2 separate regions of the Homo sapiens genome follow, and region 1 is linked to region 2. Evidence: chromatin contacts called from ENCODE Hi-C or POLR2A ChIA-PET data. All regions are on one chromosome and are shown on one strand. Each heading gives the region's core, a stretch centred on a gene start or an enhancer-like site at or near the end of the contact. The rest is flanking DNA. Distances are from core to core; before and after follow the strand shown.

Evidence for each region. A loop is a pair of places that touch in the nucleus more often than their neighbours do. ChIA-PET counts read pairs that join two places held with the same protein, here RNA polymerase II (POLR2A). Pooled maps may share reads with other maps.
Region 1: a loop to region 2 is called in a map of CD8-positive, alpha-beta T cell, with 4 times the contacts of the local background. The contact joins the promoter of TTC39C here to the enhancer-like site in region 2. A Hi-C loop is called at or near these places in 14 of 168 maps with a recorded cell type or tissue (B cell, CD4-positive, alpha-beta T cell, CD4-positive, alpha-beta memory T cell and 9 more), 16 of 37 single-sample maps with no recorded cell type and 26 of 50 pooled maps. POLR2A ChIA-PET finds 5 or more read pairs at or near these places in 16 of 52 experiments (CD4-positive, alpha-beta T cell, CD4-positive, alpha-beta memory T cell, CD8-positive, alpha-beta T cell and 12 more).

Annotation. Positions count from the first base shown.
Region 1 is chr18:24,013,300-24,021,106 of GRCh38, reverse strand. TTC39C (tetratricopeptide repeat domain 39C) reads right to left here and starts at 6,353. Exons shown (of 14, transcript NM_001135993.2): 1 at 6,069-6,353. The coding sequence starts at 6,235. TTC39C-AS1 (TTC39C antisense RNA 1) reads left to right here and starts at 5,647. Exons shown (of 6, transcript NR_110796.1): 1 at 5,647-5,803. RefSeq lists enhancers at 950-1,039, 1,060-1,109 and silencers at 5,937-6,116, 6,197-7,116.
Region 2 is chr18:23,959,439-23,966,513 of GRCh38, reverse strand. All of the region lies in intron 1 of LINC02958 (long intergenic non-protein coding RNA 2958), which reads left to right. Among named protein-coding and RNA genes, the nearest start is that of LINC02958, 20 kb to the left of the region's middle. Within about 2 kb of position 2,078, at least 4 of the 41 ENCODE cell types and tissues checked have a DNase peak (open chromatin) inside an H3K27ac peak, as active enhancers do; they include CD8-positive, alpha-beta T cell, where a contact is called at or near this core.

The sequences.
Region 1 (7,807 bases), core at 5,104-7,603, 50 kb before region 2:
AGTCCCACTGCTGCTGCTGGGTAAATAGGAGGATTACCCTGGGAAAGGAGACCAGGTGCAAAAATGATATTTCAGGAACTAAAACAGGCTGCGTGAAAGGTCTAGGCTCCTGAAATACCACGTTTGGGGATCTACAAGTGGTTTCGTGTAACTAGAATAGAAAGTGCTTCCATGTTTCAATATTACTTCTCTCTCCCTTTAAAAAAAAAATCCTCATCAAAACTTTATTTCACTCAATATAGCTTCTTTCAACTAAATGAGGGGAAAAAAGGTAATCTCACTCAATCGGTTAATACAATACAGTCAGCCCTCAGTATCCGCGAATTCCACAACCAGCCGCAGATCAAACATACTTGGAAAAAAAGGTTGCATTAGTACTAGATATACAGACTTTTTCCCTTGTCACTATTCCCTAACCAACACAGTATAACAACTATCTACATAGCACTTACATGATGTTAGGTATTATAAGTTACCAGACGATTTCAGGTATATGGGAGGATGTGTGTAGGTGATACGCAAATACTGCGCCATTTTCTATCAGGGATTTGAGCATCCACAGATTTTGGTATCCGCTGGGGGTCCTGGAACCAATCCCCCATGAATACTGAGGGATAACTACATATGTGACTTAGAGAACACATTCTTTTAAAGGCTCACATCTTTCGCATTGTGTATTTGTACAAGTGTTTCTTGTACACTTGTACACACTTACAGAGACTTACACTATAGCACAGGTATTTTTTTCCTGATAATTTCCTCCAAACTCTCCTATTATTCTACAGGCAGTGGCATTTTAAAAGGAATCTCAAGCCAAATGAATCTTTAATGAATATTTAATTAGGACCTTTTCAGACAGTGTAATAGTTGGGGGAAAAAAGATGCCTTTTTCCAACACACCACTGAGTTGAAGAGGATGGAAAAAGTCAACAGATGAGTTTCCTGTCTTTCCCGCCAGTTCCCTTAAACCATTTCTGCTTTTCATTTCTTCTCCTTTTCTTACATCTCTGCATCTGTGGACTCTCCTATCGTCTCCAGGAGCAAGGCAGAGACACATTCTTGTCTGTGAGCAGATGACTTGTCTAGAAATCATGGACAGCCTGCAAGTCCTTCCAGTCCTCCCAAGAATCTGACATGGTTTTAGGCAGAGAAGAGGCTCAGAGGCCTGCTGACTCAACATCTCTTACAAGCGCCTTTGAGTTTCTCCAGGAAGCGCTGAGGTTTTCTCAGAAGTCAAAAAACTTTTTCTGTAAAAGGCCAGAGAGTAGATATTTTAGGCTTTGCATGCCATATGGTCTCTGACACTACTCATTTCTGCAGGTGTAGTGCACAAGCAACCACAGACCACACATAACCAAATGAGCATGGCTGTGTCTCAAAACTTTATTTACAAAAGCTGGTGTCAGGCTAGAATTGGCCCACGGGCCATAGTTTACCAACTCCTGGATTATATGGAACCATCTGTATGGTAACACTGGCTCTGCAATCAACATGCTCACAAAATGAGGCCACAGATCCTATGGCTTTCTCATATGGCTTTGTCACATGCGCCAAAAACTGTGTTAAACAATTTAGGGTCCATACATTCCTTTGATGTACACTCACATTACTTACTATACATTTTTCTTGCTTTTTAATACATTTTCGCCATTTTATAGTTTAAAATGGAAAAGGAAGTGTCACAATTCATAGCAACTATGTACCAATAAACATTCATAGTAACGATACATGTTTCCTATTTTAGTTGACCATGAGTAAGTAGGACTCTTTAAAATATCTACAGCCAGAAACTGGTAGTAGCCCTGGCAGAGGTAAAGACTGCAGAAGTCTTAGGATCAAAAAGAATGCCAAGAGTTAAAGCGGGAGATGGGCTGGTAACCTCAAGAGGGGAGGAGGGAGGCTCAGCATCAGGGCAGCAGAAATAAGAACTGCGAAGCTCATTTGGGTCAGAAGCTCCAAACGTCTCACGCTCCTCAGGCCTCCATGTGCTTCATTACTGCCAGTCCTCTGTTAAAAAGTAATATGTCAAGCCATAAAGAGAAAAAAGGTGGTGACGTTAGGATCCTGAAGTCCCAAGGAGCCAACGGTGAATTATGGCTGTGACAGCCACGCTGTGGACAATGGTCATGGTGAAAAGTGAGTTGACGAGACACCCAGTAGCAAAGTAAACCTGAGGAAAGCACCGACCATGGGAAACATGGACTGACCAGTGGTAGGAAGAAAATAAGTGCAGAACAAGCCATCCAGTGCAACGGCCTAGCAACACTTGTGAGCCTGCAGTTCTGACCACTCTTTTCCCAATGTCATTTCATGTCTCCACGTGGGTTTTTCCGCTGTTTCCTCTCCTAGGTTTCCGTTTAAACCTCACCACCTCTCACATTCTCCTTTTCTCCTTGCCCCGCCCCTCCCAACTCCTCATTCAACTGATTCTCTTCTACCCCATCATAATGCTCAGGCATCATTTCCTCCACAAAACTGTCCTTCAGGCTGAGTTAGACGCTGCTTCTCTTTTCTTCCACAGGCTCCAGGGGACCATGCGTATGTCTCCCAGCCTCCCTATCACCATCAGCTTTACCTACACCTACATTGCAGCACCGAAATATCTAGCACATGTCTTTGGCACCTAACCCACAGCCTGTCTTATGTGCCTGAGCAACTAAAGGTCTGAGTGCACGTCACATATGCAAACAGTGAGTGAGGAAGGGAATGAGTGTGTGTGTGTGGAGGGGGAGCGACTGCTGCTAGACTAGAGCACTGGGCACTAAGACCAAGATCAGGAACTTGACTTCAGGTGGTCAAGATCACGAACTTACAAACACATGGACTTGGGTTCAAAGCAGAAGCGCCCTCCAGCAGGACAAATCTATCCTAACCTTTGGGAAAACACCTCAAAGTGCATAATGGTGGCTCAGCACCACCAAAGGGCAGTTTGTTGCTACATTATTACTATACTTCCAATAGAAAGGCAGCTACAGTTTCAAATCCCAACCAGGGAGCTGCCCTATATTCCAAAAGAAGGCTTCTAACTGTGCATATATTTCTAATTCCTATATGCATAATATCTGAATTATACAATCCAGACTTGCCACGAATTCAAGAGTGGCCTTCAGGATAATCTGTTTCTACAAAGTAACCATTTCTCATCAGGCAGCTGTTGATAAACTTTCACCATTCTAGTAAGGTGGCATGAGAAAATGACCTTCTTGCTTTAATAAAAAATATTGTTACACTAGATACAAAATACGTTTCTACTGTTAAATTGTAACAATAAGACTCTGGAAGGTTTACTAGTAGAGGAAGGGTGTCCCCCTGTGATAAACAATCATTAAAAAAGGAGACAGAGAGGGTAATTTGCCTATCCCTGTTATGTAGATAAAATGAGCCAGGGGGGTGCTCCTCAAACATTTATCAAGTCACTGCTGAGCCTTCAGCAGGCCATTTAACTTTGGAACAGAAAGGGAAGTTTCCCAATGCATAACAGAGTCTTAAATCCTTCATACGTAATACGTAAGATGAACTTTAAATAGAAAAGCTACCTGCACACAGGACATTGTGTCTTGTACTCGAACTATGCAGTCAAGAAGAAAACACAATACTAGCGGGGAAGGCACCACGTACAGAAGCTAGCTAGAGTTTATTGAGTGCTTACACTTAGTCGGGGCCATGGATTATTTCTTTTCATTCTAACCACCACACGATAATGTGGGTACTCTTACTGTTACTCCTATTTTATAGATAAGGAAGCAAATTTTGAGAAACCAAAGTCAGCAGCCACAAAATGGCAAAAGACTGGAACCCAGGTTGCAGGACTCTGGTCCATGATCACACCTGTATGCAACCGTGCTTTCCAAAACATACATCAGAAGCACCTTTTGGGAGGGGGGAAGAACGCAATGATTGTCCACACCACAAACAAATCAGATGGAGCCAAGGAAAGCTGATAGGATGATACCATCTCTGTCTACCTGTCTTTTTCCCTCCCACCATCTCTAAAAAAGGCTTTTTAACATTGCTGGAAAATAAGGTCTCAGAGCAGATGACAAATTATCATAAATTTAGTGAGGGAAGCAGAATGGTAAAATGAAAAGAGTCCTTGATTTAGAACTATAGTGTTTGTGTCCTGGTCCACAGTAAAAACTAAGTCTCATGTCCCTCGTTACAAAACTGTCATGATAAGATACACCTCACTCTTTTGTTGTCATGAGAATAGTGAGAATATATAAGGGAATGTGTCTAGCACTGTGCTTGGCAGAAAAGAGGTACTACAGTTTTCCCTGCCTTATCTTCAGTTCCCATTTCAAAATACAAGCAGACAGCACCTAGCTATACAAGGTAAATATTCCCTGGACACCTCCAACGCACTCACCCACAGAGAAGTATCTTTGAAGGGGCATCTCTCTGCTGTTGCTGGGAGAGAGTTTTCCAACCACTCATATACTGCCTTCTATTAACAGTGCATAAAATTTCTTAGATAGTGCAAAAATTTCATGCTTTCAATGTAAAGGTAGTATTTTCGCCTACTAAAGAAGGGTTAAAAAAGACCATTAAAATAAATATCACAGGAGACTTCAAAGCAAGAAGTACTTAAACATGCAAGTACCTAAATCATCAACTAAAAAGGGTAAATTTGACTCTACAACTATCTCCATCCTTCTCTCATACGACACAAACTGGTAGTCTAAAAAAGGAATCATAGCACGGTACAGGAAATATTCACACCTTTTTTCCTGAGGGCTTCTTAAAAACTACAAAAGAGAAATTGTGTGACAAGTAAACCTTTTAAATCCCCCATCAACAGCCTTTGATGAAACTCCATCTTGAAACCAGACCTGTATGCTTTAAAAATGAAATGTTCTAAGTAAAGCGAAGTTGTTTTTACTTTCAGACCAAAGGGGGGAAAAAATCACCGATTTAAAAGTAAAAGGGCTTTAGTGAAAAGTTCACAGTTGTGAGATACTTGCTTCGCCATTAAGAAGGTGGAAGCTCTGCTGGGTAGAAACCACCATTCTCTGAGGTCTGAGACTTTAGGCATTCTCATTCTTACAGACTCTGTCTCCCGGTCACAGTTGTACATTGGTCCTCTCATTCCAACCAAACTACAGGGTCTCCATAGCGTGAAGCATGTGGTCCTTAAACGTGTTGGGGAAAGCTGCTAATCAACGTCCTTAAGGCTCGTCAACAATCAGACGGCAAATCACAAACTTGCTTCCTCAACCCGAGAACAAACACTCCAGGTCCCCAAAGAAATGAAGGTTCCTTCCACTCCCACAGGAAAACTACCAGGTTTCAGTTCTTTCGCTTTATTTTTTAAAAGACAAATAAAAAATTAACTGAACACACGTGTTTTCCTACCATTCTCATACTTTTTAAAAATCCCTCCATTTTCTTCCTTCCTTTATTTACGTTGGAAAAATTCTTAATAAATAACGCCTGCTTGAAAGACATCAGGAACTCATTTTGAGGACTGAGTTTGCAGAAGACAAGGCAGAGAGATGAGTGGGCAGAGTTGAGCTGAAATTTTTAAATTCCTGCACGGCAAAGCAATTGTGCGTATCTGTTTTCAAACAATAAAAGCGTCTGGAATTGCACAATGTTGCAGAGCCATGCGAGGCGCGAGGAGCAGGCAGCCGGAGGGCTCCGTGTCACAAAGGCTGCCGGGGCAGCACGCGAGCCAGAGTCACGACAAGCCCGGGTCCCAGGCTCGCTGCTGCCTCAAATCTCATCCGGTCCCAAAGCCAGCTGCCCTGCAGAGAGGAGCCTACCGGCACCGGGCACGTCTGTGGGAGGGCGAGGCTGGGAGAAAGTGAGAGGGGGACTGCGGGCGCGCGGGGCGGGCGCGCGGCGGGTCCCGGGAGGGAAAGGACAACGGAGCCGGGGGTAGGGGGTGGACGAGGAGATGTGGCAGAGGCGCATTCCCTCTGGCTGATCTTGCCAGGGAGGAGACCTGAGGACCGGAATCGGTGACCGACAGGAGGGGGAGGGGGCTCCCGGGGGCCGCAGGTCGAGGCGCGTGAGCCGGACACGAGGTGCGCGCTGCAGGGTTGGGGAATCGGGGACGCGTGGGTCACCTGTATTGTTTGAAAAGCTGGTCCGACTCCCTGAAGCCGTTGTTGAGCAGCATGTTGATGCCGGCCAGGGCCAGCTCCGCGTCCTGCAGGGGCGCCGCCGCCGCCGCTGCCGCGTCCGAGTCTCCGTCGTCCCGCCGCCGCGGCCGCTGCTGCTCCGAGCCGGCCATGGGCGTGCGAGGCCCTGCGCTGGGCCGAGGCGAGATCGGGAGCAGCTGCTGCGGCCCCGCGCGCGCCCGGAGCCCGGCTCTACCTGCCCGGAGCCAAGCGGAGCCGGGAGGGGAGGGGAGGGGAGGGGAGAAGACGGGAGGGAAGAGGAGGGAAGGACCGCGGAGGGAGGAGCCGCGGCCCGGCTGCGGCGCGGCGTGGGAGGTGGGCGTCCGGCCGCCGCCGCGGGGATTACTCAGCAGCACCCGCCCGCTCCTCTCGCGCCCTCCGAAGCACCCAACTCGCGCGGGCCCCGAAGCGGAATCCGTTTCCGGGTGTCTCTCACCCCGCCAAGCCGGTCCCCGAGCGGCGGCCGCCTCCACTTCCTGCAGCCCCCGCGCCCCGGCCCCTCCCGGGTCCCCAAGCCGCGCCTTCGCCCACCGCCCAGGACTGCTCGGACACACGCACGCGAGACCCGGAGACCCGAGCGCCCCACCCTCCCCCGAAGGGGCCGGACCCAGGAGTCGGGAGGAGGGCAAGGCGCGGAGGGAGAACGAGCGTGCGGATGTGGAAGGAAAGGGAAAGGGAAGGGGAACTCCGCCCGGGCCGCTATGCTAGCGCGCGGCGCTTTGTCCACGAGTAACTGAAACTCCACGAGTAACTGAAACCCCACGCAGCCCGCGCCCGCGACCCCAGACTTCATCCCGACCCTGGGGCCGCCCCCTAGGACCAGGGCAGCCAATTCCCGAGGAGGTGGGCGGCGGGGGCGGGGTCTCTGGCACCTGCCCCGCAGCTCCCCGGAGCCCCGCGCTGCGGGACTGCAAGGCAGAGCCCCTCGGATCCCGGTACCACCCACTCCAGCCCGCCACCAACATTTGCGCAGTGGGGCAGGAGGAGAAATGGAGGCCTATATGCCATGTGCCCAAATATTTAAAAGTTATAAATTCAGCTGCCAAAGTGTGTTCTATTCTCACACTGCCAATTATTCTTGCAAAGCTTTGGCGTTCATATGACCAAATGTCAGCAAAACATCAAAAGTGACTGAATTTAACCATTATCACAGAAGTCTCACTGTTCTGATGATGGGCTGGTGATATCTGGATGCCTAATATTCTAGAGACAAGCAATTCATAAATCATCTTTATGTTTTTTCCACAAATTTATTTTTCTCTAATTTAGCAAAATCCCTTAATGTAGTGTTGCAATCAAGATTATGCTCTAATGCCAAATTGGACAACCTTCCTTGAGTCGCTGTCGTTTTTAGAGTGTAGTTTATTAATTTCAACTTGAAGAAACTTTGCTGAAACATTTATAACAGAATTTTTTTTAAATGAAAGCAATCCTCAGGTTTAGAAATAACTCCTGAATTTTAAACATTATGTCATCCATTATCATGGGACCAATATAATAAGTTATTACAGAAAAATGCAAAATAATTTTGTCATGTAAGTTGCTTTTACTTATTTTGTAAATTGTACCATCCCTTATAAGAATATCTAAATCCATACAGGATTTTCAACTTTTATAAATAGAAATTTTAGAGTAATAAGAATTACTGCCACTCCTTAAGTGTCATGTGTAACTGTTGCAAAGCC
Region 2 (7,075 bases), core at 829-3,328:
GGCTGGTCTCAAACTCCTGACCTCAGGTGATCCACCCACCTCGGCCACCCAAAGTGTTAGGATTACAGGCATGAACCACCAAGTCCGGCCTTTTTTGAGACAGAGTTTCAAAGACCTCAAGCGATCTCCCAGCCTCGGCCTCTCAAAGTGCTGGGATTACAGGAGTGAGCCACCGCGCCTGGCCTGGTCATCTCTTATACACTTCCAGGTGTTTCTCACCAGGGAACTGGAAAGGACTCTCCCCTGGACACAGCTAAGATGAGGGCTTCCCAATCCTGGCTCTTCATTAGAATCACCTGGGCTGCTTTAAAGATCATGAATACCGGTCCCACCTGAGATCAACTCTGTGGGGCAGGGAGACACACACCTGTATTTTAAGTGATTCTCAGATGCTTCTGCTGCAAGGGCAGGTGAGAGCCCCTGGATGAGATGAGCCAACCAAGCTGTGAAATGAAGACAGTAAGTAACTCAGCTTTTGGCACCTGGAAAATGGAAATAGAAGAAAAAAATGAAATAGAATCCATAAGCTTTATTTTCTATCCGTCAGCCCACCTAACTGTTAATTATGTGAATCAGTGCCACTCAAAACCTATCTAAAACTATAACCCATGATATGTCCTCAGTTTCCTTCAGTAGCCACTGTCTGTGTACCTGGCCACTGGCCCTCGCACTGCCCATTGACATTTTGCCCACTCTTCTCAAGCCTTCTCCCCCAGACAACCTTATCTCCTAATTCACTAGGAAAACAGAGGCCCCCAAATTCCCCACCTGTACACAATGCTATCTCTCTCCACCTACAGTCACCTCCTCTCCTCTAGGCTCAGGGGAAGAGGGGCTCCCTCACCTTTCTTCAAGGTCACTCCCTCCAAGAGTCCTCCAAGTCCATTTCCTGCCCCCTCACCTCTTCAGTAACTAGGCTGCTTTCCCTCTGCTCTTCCTTTTTAGCTCTCCCTATAAACTATGTCTTTCCCAGCATACAAAACATTCTATTCTGCTTTCTTAAATCAAAACAAAACAAAGCAATCCATCACAATCACAGGTCCTCCAAGTTCTCCTTTTCGTTACAACTAAGCTTCTTGGAAGAGTAATCGACATGATCTGCTAACACCTTCTTACTTCCCATTCACTGTCTTCAGTCTATTGTAATCTGACTTCTGGCCCCATTGTAGGACAAGCCGCAGATAAAACCTCTCAGACACCGAGTTATAGAAGGAAGGGCTTTATTCAGCTGGGAGCATTGGCAAGCTACTGCCTTAAAATCCAAGCTCTCCGAGTGCACAATTTCTGTCCCTTTTAAGGGCTCACAACTCTAAGGATTTCACATGAAAGGGTCATGATTGATTTGAGCAAGCAAGGGGTATGTGACAGGGGCTGCATATACCAGTGGTCAGAGAGAAACAGAACAGGGCAGCAAGTTTCACAATGTTCTTCTATATAGTGTCTGGAATCCATGAATAACATCGGTTTCTAAGTTATGAGTTGATTTTTAACTACTGGGTTTAGGCCAGGCAGGCCCAGGCCTGGTTTTGGGCCTGGCGCCAGGCTGCCTCTTTGGTTTTACTTCCTTGTTGTTTTCTTAAAACAGGTGATGAGTATAAAACAATATAAAACAATATGAGAGGGTCTCTCTCTTCTCTCACCATCACTCCACTAAAATTGCCCTTATCAAAGATACCAACTGGCTCTTTCTTGCTAAGTCCAGGGCTTCACAGTAGATAGCAGGGGTCAGCACGTTCCCCCAAGGACCTGGCTCCTGCACAGCCCTGCCCCGCAGCATCATCTCCTTACAAGCGCTTGCCCCCTTGCGTTTCCTGCTCACACTACCAGAGGTTCTCTCTAGTTCCCCTAAGCCACGCCCTCTTTCCTCTGTGCCTCTGCTTGTGCTCTTCCCTCTGCCTGTAATGCTCCTTTCCACATTCTTCATTCCTGAATTACACACGTCTTGGCTCAGGTACCTCCCTATTCTCTTTGGAGGTAAAGAGTTATTTCTAACTGAGATGGGAGAGGAAAAAAATGGCTTCCACCACTGGGCAGCACCATGGCCTCCCTGACGCTTCCTGTGCAACACCAATATATGTCCCCCGGCTGTAGCAGCTCAGGAGGTTCGTGCTGCTTTGTATTCTACTAGAAAGGCTACCTTGTTGCCTCCTCACTTAAGTGCAGATTCTCTATTAGATCTGGATGCTAGTAATAGGATCATTTTCTAGGGACTCCTACATGAAATGTGAAGTTCTATTTAATGCAAGTCCTTGTTGCTGTACTACCATATTTCTCACATTTGCCTGATTGTGAAAATCACCTGGTGTTTTTATTGAAAATGCAGATCTCCACGCCACTGCACACCAGCCTGAGAGACAGAGCACGACTCCATCTCAAAGAAAAAACAAAAAAGAAAAGAAAATGCAGATCTCTGGGCCCCACCCATACCTGGGGACTCAGAATCACCAGGGCAAGGTCTCATCCTTATGCGTCACATGTGTTTTGAGATCTCATTATCTCCTGGGAGGTAGGTCTGTGAGTTATGGCTGGCAAAGCCAATTACCTGCCAATTACCTCTTGAAAGAGCAACACTGTGCTTGCTGAACTGGAGAAACTGGGGCAGTTGAGCAACATCTGAGATCAAGGCAAAACAAAATGCTTGGTAAACTTCCCCTCATGAATGAGTTCTTGGCTGGTACTCCTTATTTTTTCCAGGGTGGGATTTCTTCAAATGAAATATTAGCTTTTTGCACAAGGTACACAGGGGAAGGGAGAGTGGAGTTTTGTGGGTCCTGGTAGCACTCTTCTATCTCACAGTGCTGCCATGGAATCCCAACACCCACCGTGGCTCAAGTTTCAGGGCATCTGGTTGAGTGGGGTCATTAGCCCTCATAGAGAGGTTGAGCTTAGGGCTCCATCTCCAGGTCACTGAAAATTTATGATGTGGACTTGGATATCCCCCTCATTGCTTCATTATTGCTCAGGGATCCTAGTGACATCTTGATGAAAAGGCAGGATTTTAAGTATGTATTTTCTCTTGTCCCTACCATGTGAAACCATATGGCCCTCAGCCACCAGGGATAGAATTGGAGGATAAAGCAGGATTCACTTATCCAAGTTGGGGTCAAAAAATGGAAGCTGAGGTAAAGAATGGAGAGGGTAGCCTCTGTTTTTAGGGACATCTGCACACAATGAACTATTATTAAAGCATCAGACTTATCCTGGTCAGTGCTTCTCTCAGAGGGACACAGGCCACCAGGCTTCCCGTTTCTTACACCTAACCCGACTTGAGGGAACTCTTTTTTTTTAAGAGAGAGAGTTTTGCCCTGTTGCTTAGGCTAGAGTACAAGTGGCACAACTGTGGCTCACTACAGCCTCAAACTCCTGGGCTCGAGTGATCCTCCTGCCTCAGCCTCCCAAGTAGCTGAGATTACAGGTGGGAGCCACCGCACCTGGTCTTGGGGCACATTTTATTTCCAACTTAAAACAACATTATATGTATATGTCACATATTAATAATATATAATACATATAGCAAACAATGCTATATGAACACCCTTATGGTTGCATTGTTACTCATATCTGTTTTTTTTAAGACAGAGTCTCACTTTGTCACCCAGGCTGGAGTGCACTGGCACGATGTTGGCTCACTGCAACCTCTGCCTCCAGGGTTCAAACAATTCTCCCTACTTCAGCCTCCAGAGTAACTGGGATTACAGGTGTGCACCACCATGCTCGGCTAATTTTTGTATTTTTAGTAGAGATGGGGTTTAGCCATTTTGGCCAGGCTGGTCTTGAACTCCTGCCTTCAGGTGATCCTCCTGCCTCAGCTTCCCAAAGTGCTGGGATTACAGGCGTGAGCCACCATGCCTGGCCTATATCTTTCTTAACTAACTAGGACAAATTCCTAGAAGTAGAATGCACATTTTTTTTTTCCTTTGGCTTTTTCCTTCAACTTTTAATTTAAATTCCAGGGCCCATGTGCAGGATAGAATGCACATTTTAAAATTTCAATATCTATTCCCAAATTGCCACTTTCCTGCCCCAAAGTGATACCAATATACAATCCTATTGCTTACTTATAGATTAAACAACCTTTGTCAATTTTATAGACAAAATAATATATTTCATATTTTACATTTATTTGATTTCTAATTAGATTGAAGATAGGCCTCATACGCTTAGGGGAAATTTGTATTTCTTCTTTTTAAATTATCCTGTCCTTTACCATTTTATTATTGGGGTGTTTATATATTTTTAGAATTAATCTGCAAGAGCTCTTAATCTGTAAGATTACGCTTTCTCTGTTATATGTTGAAATATTTTTCCAGTGCTCTATTTTAATTTCATTGCATTTCTTGCCTTCTAGAAATTTAATATTCTTATGTGATCATATTTACTAATTTTTTCCTTATAATTTCCTTATTTGGTGCCATGTTTAGAAAACCACTCCTCAACCTAAAGCATATAAATAATTTTCCTAATGTTTTCTTGCAGCACTTGATGGTTTATTTCACTTGAATCTTCAATTCATCTGGAATTAATTTGGGTAGAAGATGCAGGATAAGGAGCCATCTTTAATGTTTTAAATGGTTAGCCAGTTACCCAACTTCAAGGGGACATATTATTACCTTGGATCAAAAAATGTAAAACGAGATAATTTTAGTCTGCCTCCTCCAAGATTAAAAAAAAGCCAAAGAGGAGTATGGGCTGGAAAATCAAGAAAAGGAGGAGACTAATCCAAAAAATGGAAGCTGAAGTTGCCAGAAGTGAATGGCTGCACATTAGGCCTCCCAGTCCTCTTTCTCCTTCATGGTTAGAAAGAGGTATGGCAGCCTTCACTTGGCCACAAAGCTTTACCAGGCAGTGAAGATACAGGCATTAGGAGACTTGATTGCTTTACTTACTTTGACACAGAGGTAGCATAATGCTACCTTAGAATTTAGATGATAATTCCTCTTCCCTTTTCTTCTCATGCATTGATTGAAAATATATGTTAAATTTATTTACAAACTGTAAAGTGCTATTCAAATATGAAATATCATTAGTACCAATGAATATTTTTATTCAGAAGATATTCTCCATGGGTAATCCAGTCAAAATTCACATCACAACATGAGTATTAAATAATCAGTCAAAATGCATCCTCATGGAGCAAAGGATTTCTTGATATTGGTTGACACAATGGGCAGAGTAGGCAATATTCCTTGTTTTTGTGAAAAGCAAGAACTAGTCATATTACAAATATAATATTGTCAAAACCTAGGACAAGATTTCCTTCCACTCTTTGGAGGGTGTCTAAGCTTGGGTTCCCTTGGAGCAGACTCTGAGCAGGAATTTGAGTGCAGGGAATTTATGTTGGAAGGGAAGGAAAGACCAATAATAGGAGGAGGGGATGAGGGAAGGAGATAGGGAAGGTAAGGCAGTGGAGGAAGAAATGTTCCCAAGCCAGATCCTGCTGTGGGTGACTGGCATGTAATCCTGCTGGAGAAACTCCGGGATATGGGGGAAAATGCAGGTTCCAGGGGGTGTGGGAGCTAGCCCCAGACTCCTGTGAGCCATTGCTGGTGAACTGCACTTATGACATTAATCCTCTGCACAGCTGATCTGCTGCATAGGTAAACAATGCTGGCTTCAGCAGCCAAAGAAATGCTGGGGCTGGCACTTAGAAGGCAGGGTGGCAGGCTCTCAAGTGGTCAGGGTGAAGTGGGTGCTGGTAGCATCTTCTACAGAGGTTTCTCCTTTTTTATCCCCCCCTCTTAGAGCCAAGGTCTTGCTCTGTCACCCAGGCTGGAGTACAGTGGTACAAACATAGCTCACTGCAGCCTCAAACTCCTGGGTTCAAGCAATCCTCCCACCTCAGCCTCCTGAGTAGCTAGGACTACAGGCATGCACCACCACACCTGGCTAATTTGTTTTCTCTTATAGAGACAGGGTCTTGCTATGTTGCCCAGGCTGGTCTGAAACTCCTAACCTCAGGAGATCCTCCTACCCTGACTTTCCAGAGTGCTGGGATTACAGGCATGAGCCACCACACCCAGTCCCAGAGGTTTCTCCTTAATTTGAAATACATCTTACGTATGTACACAGCAATGCTATATAACAGGGGAACATTTACTTTCTCCATTGTTTCCTCAGAATGGCAAATCAGGAAAAGTGATAAACATATGTCACATGTAGAATAGGAAACTTCTTTATTAGGTCTTTGGCTTTTTGATATTTGAATATCCAAATATTTAAATCTCCAAACATGCCTAGGAATAACTAAAGCCACAAGGAAATATTCAACTTTTGATACTTCCACTCCATGTTTTTACAGTGTTGTTTATAGTAGTTACATACATATATATTTTATATCAAATATATATAGTAGTACTTATAGTAGCAATATTACTACTATAAACACTGTAAAAAGAGTGAAAATATCAAAAGTTGAATATAGATTATAGTAATATATATTAAGATATATATTCACATTTATAGTAATATATCATATATATATTTGATAGAGGTTCTTGCACTGTTGCCCAGGCTGGAGTGCAGTGGTGTGATCATAGCTCACTGCAGTCTTGAACTCATGGACTCAAGAGATCCTTCCACCTCAGCTTCCCGAGCAGCTGGGACTACAGGTGGGTGCCATCATTTCCAGCTAATTATTTTATTTTGGTAGAGATGGAGTCTTGCTGTGTGGCCCAGGCTGGTCTTGAACTCCTGGCCTCAAGGAATCCTCTCACCTCAGCCTTCTAGAGTACTGGGATTACAGGTGTGAGCTAGCATGCCCAGCCAATAGTAATAATATTAACAATGATATTCTCATAACATTTTCACATCTGCCATTTCATTTAACTCTCAAAGAAGCCTTATGAAGCAAGGGAGGTAATTTCTGTCCCTCAAACTTCTAGGAAATTTTAAACGCCCTGACAGAAAGCTTACATGCTTAAACCACTGCTGAAATTACAGGCCCAAGGGAATAAGGGGTGGCTCAGATTCAAGAGACTTCCAAGAGCAATAGCTCTTCTCCAAAGTGGGGGGGGGGGTGGGGGGGGGGTGAGGCTTTCCTCTCATTGTGGGAAAGTGGGAAGAGATAGTTTATAGG